Regions from separate parts of the Mus musculus genome. Here all the other regions are linked to region 2. Evidence: chromatin loops called from intact Hi-C (ENCODE). Cell type or tissue: gastrocnemius. All regions are shown on one strand.

Region 1 (2,500 bases), 87 kb before region 2:
CCCCACGCCCCACCCCCCCACCCCCCCATCTGACTCACCTCGCGAGTACAGGGACTTGGGCGATTCCAGGTCTAGGTCCGCGCTGAGCAATGAGATGAAGTCCGAGGGCATCGCAGCTCGACCCAGCCCGGCCCGAGGGCAGCGGGAGGGGGGGAGCGGCGGTGGCGGCGGCACCTCCTCTCCGGGATCCGCGGGCACCGAACCGGGGGCGGTGAGGCGAGGGCGGCAGCCGCTGCCTCCTCCTCCTCCTCGAGGGCAGTCACTTCCCACCCGGCCGAGCGATGAGAAGGGCGGCGGAGTGGAGGGAACAGCTCTGCGGAGTGGAGAACTGACTCCCGGTGAGTCCAGAGACCAGAAGCTTCGGACCGGGGAAAGGGGAAGAGGGAGAGCCAAACGGGTCCGTTTCGGGCTTCTCCTCAGCGCACACTGACGGCCGCCGCCACCGCCGGCGCCGCTGACAGGAATCTGAGCCCCGCCCCCTCGTGGGGCACTGCGCACGCGCGGAGGGGGGGAGGTCCGGGAGCCCGGAAGAGCCTGGCGGCCGGCGGAGGGCGGACAGGCGCGCCACGGAACAGCATCAACAAGGGCTTCGCTTCCTGCCGTCGCTGCTGCGGCCGCTGCTGATCCCGGGCTGGGAAAGGGCCCCGCCAGCCAGCAGGGAGGGTGGAGGGAGGCGGCCTGGCTTCTGGGGCCCTGAGAAGGGAAAAGATTTTTTTTTTTTTTTTTTTTTTTTGCCTCGACCTGGTGGCGGCGAGCCTGAGGCGGCCGGCCCTGCTCCGTGGTGTACTTAGGAGGACACAGACCCTGGGGGACCTGGATGTCAGCCAGGAGGGGAAAAGCCCTCCAGGGACTTGCAGCGATCGAGGCCCGCTCGCTGGAGCTCAGCACTGGGGAATGGAGTTCCACAGCTTGGACAGCAACCGGGCCCTTCGGGGTTTTTCATAGCAGTGTCTGCAGTGAGCTGGTCAAGGGGCTATCAGACTCACTTTTTAATTAAGAAAGGGCAAGCCATACTCACCACCACCACCACCATCACGAGTTACCAAGTTTTGTTTGTGGATTTTGTTGTTGTTGTTCCTGTTCGTGGATTTTTTTGTTGTTGATGATTTCTGTTGGCCCACTCTGGCCTGGAGCTCACTATGTAGATCAGGCTGGCCTCAAACTCACAGAGCTGTGCTTGCCCCTGCCGGTCAGAAGTCACCATGCTCGGCTATTGATTCTTTTTAATGAAAATATTTTCCCCCCACGTTACCCACCACACCAAATTTACGGCGACTGCATTTATTTATTTATTTAGACAGGTGATTTTGTTATGTAGGTCTAGCTGGCCTGCAATTCGCTGTGTAGATTTAGACTGGCCTCAATTTTAGGGCAGTTCTCCTGACTCAGCTTTTCGAATGCTGGGATTACAGAAGAGTACCACCATGCCTGGCTTTGATTTTTGTTGTTGTTGTTGTTTAAGTTTATGTATAATGATGTCTCTGATAGTGAATGGTCGAATTTACTCCGGAGTGGAAAATAAAAGACAATTTAAAAATGGGATCATGTGAGTCCACATGGCTTGTGTGTAATGCACACGCGTGCGTGGGGTAGGGGGAGAGAAGTAAGCAAACATACTCTTCCACACGGGTTTTCATTTTTTTCACTGTGCTAAGGGAGAATGGAGGGAAAACATGTAAATGAGATTTTTTTGGCTGCTCTGTTCTCGGGGGCTAAAAGTTTCCGTTGCAAAAACACATCCTCACCTCCACCACAGACTGTTTCCTGACTCTTAATAGACTTTTGGGAAATTTTTAATCGAGTTATTAAAATATCAATTTGAGCACAGGGTGCGCATCTTGGAAAATAATTTTTAATTCTGTGTGGGATTTTGATGCCAACAGCCACGTGGGCAGTGTTTTTCAGGTGTTAAAGATGCCTTGATGTATGTTACTGTGTCTACAAAGCTGGTCACAAATCCTAAAACCCTGCGGATGTACCCATATAAATCCCTAACAAAGTTTTGCCTCTGTGATTTTGGGCACTTTATTGTGACTTGGAATGCTGGAGTTGGGGAAGAGTCTCTGAGCAAGGGAGGCCCCAGTGCAGGCAGCTCTGGGGTGGGCCCTTTAGCAAGCTTAACCTACAGACCTAGAATTTACATTTGTGTTATCAGAAACCACCTATCCTTTCATCTGAACATCTGATACAGGCTGCCTGATTATCTTCACTGAATTCTTAGTGATAATTAATGAACCCTGTGAGCATTTTCATCAGTCACAAGGAAGGTTTTTTGAGCCACCCCAACACATAGCAGAGCAAAACAGGAAACTACCCTCAAAATTCTATGGCCACTGTACTCTGTTGTAACACGTCCCAAGGGAAGTCCCTTCATAGCTGCTAAGAGACCCGCTCATTTGATAAGAGAAGATTCAAACCTCCTATTGCCTAACACGCTAAGGCCAATTGAAATCCTATAGCTTTGAGTTGGAGTAAAACATTGGTTGGTGACCTAGCCCTT
Region 2 (2,500 bases):
TTCAGGGCCTTGAACCTGTTGAGCTACGCACTCCTGGCCTCTACAAAGAGTCCTAACCCACTAGGAGTTAAATGCTCCGATTGAGGCGCAGAGGGGAGAGAGAAGAGGTGACCCCTCTTCTCAATCAAGGTTGTAATAACATCTGTGCCCCAAAAGGTTAAGAACGTGGTTGTGGAAGGCACATAATTAGGCTAACTAGTCACCATCCTAAACATGACCCAAAACTGCCACAGTCACGAGAAAGGAAAAGTGTTCCACCATCCAAAGAAAACAAAGCTACTTCCAACAGGAATTGGCTGTCATAGTCTCTGCACTCGGAAAAAAAAAAAAAAAATCAACAGAGTATCCGCCCAGCCTGCCCAAGGCCCATCCCTTCCATCCCTTAAGCACAGGTCTCCAGGGAAGGCAGTGTTCCTTTGTTTTCCAGTCTGTGGGCAACTGGCTGGGCGTGGAGCCAGAGGTGAGGGACCTGTGTGGAAGAGAATCCTGCAGGGTGCTGAGCCTTGCAGGCTAGAAGCTGCCCACGGGTGGGCTCGGGCTTTGCCTGGACAGAGATACCCAAGAGCCCACAGAACAGGGGGGACAATGCGTCTGCTGCAGAGGCAGCGCCCTGGCCTGCTTTCTTCCCGCAGCTCCTGCCAGGGATCTGGGCAGCATTCCTGCCCCCGCGTTCCATCCAGCACCGCAGTCTTACTCATGGGCCTTGGTGCTTTTAGAAGTCGTTTGGGGACCTTTCAAAATTGGCACGGCCATGTTTTCTCCCTGGGGGCCCCCCTCAGCTTTCAGAAGCTGCTCTGCTACGTTGGTATACAGGGACACTCCCTTCCTCTGACCCTTCTTGGCTTTGGAAGAGGAGGACCTGGGAGGTGGCAGATGTCCCAATAAAGGCTGGAAGGAGCCCCGTGAGTGCTCGGGCGGTTGAGCCAGAGAGCTGCGCCAGCACTCGGGGTAACCTCCGGGGAGGGCGCAGTCCACACACATCCTGGCTTCCAAGAGCAGGCCTTGGGTGTCTGCCCATTATCAGACTCTCCGGCTCAACCCTAGGCTTTGAGCCCCAGAGGGGTGTCCCTCAGCGTGGAGTTGTCCTTCTGTACTTGCATTAATACACCCCCAGGGGTGCTTAGTATCCATTTCCAAGCTTCCCCATGGTCATGAAGGGCACCTTCATCACCAGGACTCACCCCAACTTACTGTGCACCGCTTAATTGGAAGGACATCTAGACGCCATGTCCAAAAGTGCACACACTCATTCCTTTCGTTAAAGTCGGCCTCTTTCAGGATCCTATTCTGTCTTCACACCCAGTGTGAAGTCACGAGGGGCTGGGACGATACACAGTCTCTTTCTTCTTCACAGGGGCTTGGCAGCCTTCTCTTCTCCACTGTAGACCTCGGGGAGTGCTTGAATGGGGCCAATGCCAACTGCCTCTGTAGATGTCAGACTCACGCATGCGCACTGTGCACTGAAGGCCCCCATTGCCTAAGCCCCTGTCCCACTGGCTGACAGGTGGGTGCCCTGATGGGTGTCCACACAGAGGAGAGGCTGAGCGGAGGACAGGATGCAGTAGGGAGCTTGCTCAATGTGGAAGCCCCCTTTGGAAGCCCTCCTCCACAGTTCTTCCTGGAGATCGCTCACACCTTGCCCCTACACCCCTTTTCAGATCAGGATAGTATTGGCTGCCCCTCCACCGACCCTGAACTGCTTCATTATGACTTGAGACAAATTTTCCCTAGACCCTCCCTACACTCTGCACTTGGTACCATCATTAAACTGCCCTTGGGGCGATCCAGTTGTTGCTTTCCAGGACCAATTCCGGGCTGGCCTGTCTTAGGTACTCCACACCCTGCTTTGAATAGGTGATTTTTTTTTTTTTTTTTACTTTAGTGCAGTACTTGCAGGGGAGTTGAATCCAGGGTCCTGAGCATCCCAGGTAAGCTCCTGTTGTCACTGAGCTATATCCCAGTCTCGAAGCATGAACGACAGAGAAGGATGGTTGAGCCCGGAGAGATGTGATGGCTCACCTATTGAGACGGCTTTTTGTAACTCCAGCACCAGGAGACCCAACACTCTCTTCTAGCCTCCTCAGGCACCCACACATGTGGGCATACCAGCACACAGACAACATACACAAAATTAAAATAGCTTTGAAAAGGAGAATGCTATCCCGGCATGGTGGTAGACAACTTTAACCCCAGCACTCAGGAGACAGAGGCAAGCAGCTCTCTGTGAGTTCAAGGCCAGCCTGGTCTAGAAAATGAGTTCTAAGACAGGCAGGGCCACATAGACAGACACTGTCTAAAAATAAAGTGTTGTGCTTCTATTCATATATCATAAAATTCACCCTTTTAAGAATACACTGTAGGAGCTGGGCATGGTGGCACACACCTTTAATCCCAGCACTTGGGAGGCAGAGGCAGGTGGATTTCTGAGTTCGAGGCCAGCCTGGTCTACAGAGTGAGTTCCAGGACAGCCAGGGATATACAGAGAAACCCTGTCTCGAAA
Region 3 (2,500 bases), 89 kb after region 2:
GTTGAAGCATGAAGGAAGCTGGAGAAGTACAAACGCCATGTGTATGTAAAGACATGTAGTGCATAATGCACATGCTTATACAGAAAGTGTTTCCTAGCTGGGCGTGGTGGCGCACGCCTTTAATCCCAGCACTCGGGAGGCAGAGGCAGGCAGATTTCTGAGTTCGAGGCCAGCCTGGTCTACAGAGTGAGTTCCAGGACAGCCAGGGCTAGACAGAGAAACCCTGTCTTGGGGAAAGAAAGAAAGAAAGAAAGAAAGAAAGAAAGAAAGAAAGAAAGAAAGAAAGAAAGAAAGAAAGAAAGATGGAAGGAAGGAAGGAAGGAAGAAAGAAAGAAAGAAAGAAAGAAAGAAAGAAAGAAAGAAAGAAAGAAAGAAAGAAAGAAAGAAAGAAAGAGGGTTTGGCAGCAAGGCTCAGGTTCCTGCTAGAGTGACCAGAGCTCCATCTACCCTCTCAGCCCCTCCCACAGAGGAGAACAGAGCGGCAAGAACAAATAGCTGTGGTTACATTTTAACTTGTGTTTATTTCTCTACAAGTGCTTGTGCTGTTTAATTTGGCCAGTCCACTCAAGATCCTTTTGTAAGTCTGGGTGTGGCTCCTGAACACTAGATCCACGACCTTTGCACACATGCTAAACATTTATAGATTGGAAGGGCTCTTTTTCTCCATCAGTGATCTGAGTAAGTGCCAATCTCCCCACCCCACCCCACCCCACTCCACCCCCAAAAATTAGTATTCTAAAGATAAACTGCCAATAAGTCATCCTGGTCAGCTGAGGGCTGTCTAACAGATAATTTGATAATCCAATTAATTTCAGAGGGCACTGGGGCTTGTTCCTTCCTGATGCTGATTTGGATTTGTAAAGGTTTTCTGGGTTTGCTTTTGTTTTTCATTAAGTAGGATTATCACTATGTTGTACTGGCTGGCCTGGAACTTACTGTTAGACCAGACTAACCTCGAACTCATAGAGAAATCTGATGCCCTCTGAACACAGCAAGGTGTGTGCACCACACCCAGCTAAAGTCTTACTTTATTTATTTGTTTGTTTGTTTGGGGTTTTAGAGACATGATTTTTCTGTGTAGCCCTGGCTGTCCTGGAACTTGCTCTGTAGACCAAGCTGGCCTGGAACTCTGCCTGCCTCTGCCTTTTGTACTGAAATTAAAGGTGTGTGCCACCACGTCCAGCTTAAAATGGGTTTGGTTTGATATGTTGTCCTTTGTTTTCTTAACAGATGCAGAAAGAGCTCTTTAAAGTGATTTCAGCAAATCTATAGACTTAATTTATCAGATGGGAAAACTGAGCTTCAGGGCAAACACAGGTTTTCAGGATCAATAAAAGAACCTGGAACATGTTTTATTTAACAATTCCTCCGGCATCTAAAGCTTTCTGTGGTGATTGTCTTTCGTTTCCCTTATGATCTGCTGGATGGTATTTGGGCCTGGAACTGGAAACCCGTGGACGCCAAGCCGCAGGTTAGTGCTGATGTCAGGGATATTTGAGAATCATTGCTGCCCCCTGCTGTAAGGAAAACAGTTCACAGGTTCCGGAGAGGTATTGAATTTTCCTCAAGGTTTACGTGTATATGTAAGTATACGTGTATGTTTTGTTTTAGACAAAGTCTCTTGTGACTCTGAACGGCCACTAGCCTCAAACTCACTCGAAGCCAAGGATTGCTTTTCACGTCTGGTTCTTCTGCCTCCATCTCTATAGGGTGGGATTACAGGGCTATACTGCCTTGCCTGGGTTCTCTGGTTCTGATGATGGATGTACTTTAGGTAAATTTTCTGCCAACTGAGCTACGTCCTTAGCTTGTCCTGGCTCTTTTTTTCTTTTTTCTTTTCTTTCTTTTTTCTTCCTTTTTGCTTGTTTGGTTTTTTGTTTGTTTGTTTTGTTTTGTTTGATACAGGGTTTCTCCGTGTAACCCTTACTCACTCTGTAGACCAGGCTGGCCTTGAACTCAAAGAGATCTGCCGAAATCTGGGATTAAAGACATGTACCACCACCCCCAGCCATAAAAAAGTAGCAATTTCTGAGGCTTTTTTTTTTTTTTTTTTTTTTTGAGACAGGGTTTTTCTGTGTAACCCTGGCTATCCTGGAACTCACTCTGTAGACCAGGCTGGCCTTGAACTCACTGAGGCTAAATTTTTAACACCATGGAAAGATATAAAGGCACAAGAAACTCTTCCCTGTATCTGTTCCACTTTCCTCTGCTAATTATCATTAATAGTCCTTTCTTTTCTTTGTGTGTGTGAATGTGAGCTGTAAGTGCCTGTGTATGCAGGAATGCACACACTCTTGCGCACGTGAACACACACACATTTTTTAGAAAGTTTTCCTATGTAGCTCTGGATTGCCTCAAACTCACCCATCCTCGCGCCACATCCTCCACGTACCAACATTACAGGCACCGGTTCCCACACCTGACTTAATTTAATCTTTTTAATGAAGAATGGGTCCAGGTGTTTAGTAATACTACCATTTCCAAACCTGCTGGGACATCG

Evidence for each region. A loop is a pair of places that touch in the nucleus more often than their neighbours do. Peaks named below come from ENCODE experiments on the same cell type or tissue, not always from the same donor. Only the 100,000 strongest peaks of a DNase experiment are listed, where the experiment ranks them.
Region 1: it touches region 2 in a loop (4-fold over the local background); 9 of 42 quality-filtered maps call a loop at or near these places.
Region 3: it touches region 2 in a loop (2.3-fold over the local background); 7 of 42 quality-filtered maps call a loop at or near these places.

The regions. Positions count from the first base shown.
Region 1 is chr8:107,291,437-107,293,936 of GRCm38, reverse strand. Nfat5 (nuclear factor of activated T cells 5) reads right to left here and starts at 467. Exons shown (of 15, transcript NM_018823.2): 1 at 39-467. The coding sequence starts at 111. In gastrocnemius, a CTCF peak has its summit at 1,185; DNase peaks (open chromatin) are centred at 534, 790, 1,120 and 1,574; H3K4me3 peaks cover 1,417 bases; H3K27ac peaks cover 1,825 bases.
Region 2 is chr8:107,204,271-107,206,770 of GRCm38, reverse strand. It overlaps 4930517G24Rik (RIKEN cDNA 4930517G24 gene), which reads right to left and starts at 1,441. Exons shown (of 3, transcript NR_166499.1): 1 at 1,182-1,441. In gastrocnemius, no CTCF peak of the experiment used is centred here; DNase peaks (open chromatin) are centred at 524, 914 and 1,414; H3K4me3 peaks cover 1,401 bases; H3K27ac peaks cover 1,800 bases.
Region 3 is chr8:107,115,221-107,117,720 of GRCm38, reverse strand. No RefSeq gene overlaps it. Among named protein-coding and RNA genes, the nearest start is that of Gm39240, 7.6 kb to the left of the region's middle. In gastrocnemius, a CTCF peak has its summit at 1,523 (motif pointing left); a DNase peak (open chromatin) is centred at 1,501; H3K4me3 peaks cover 348 bases; H3K27ac peaks cover 1,660 bases.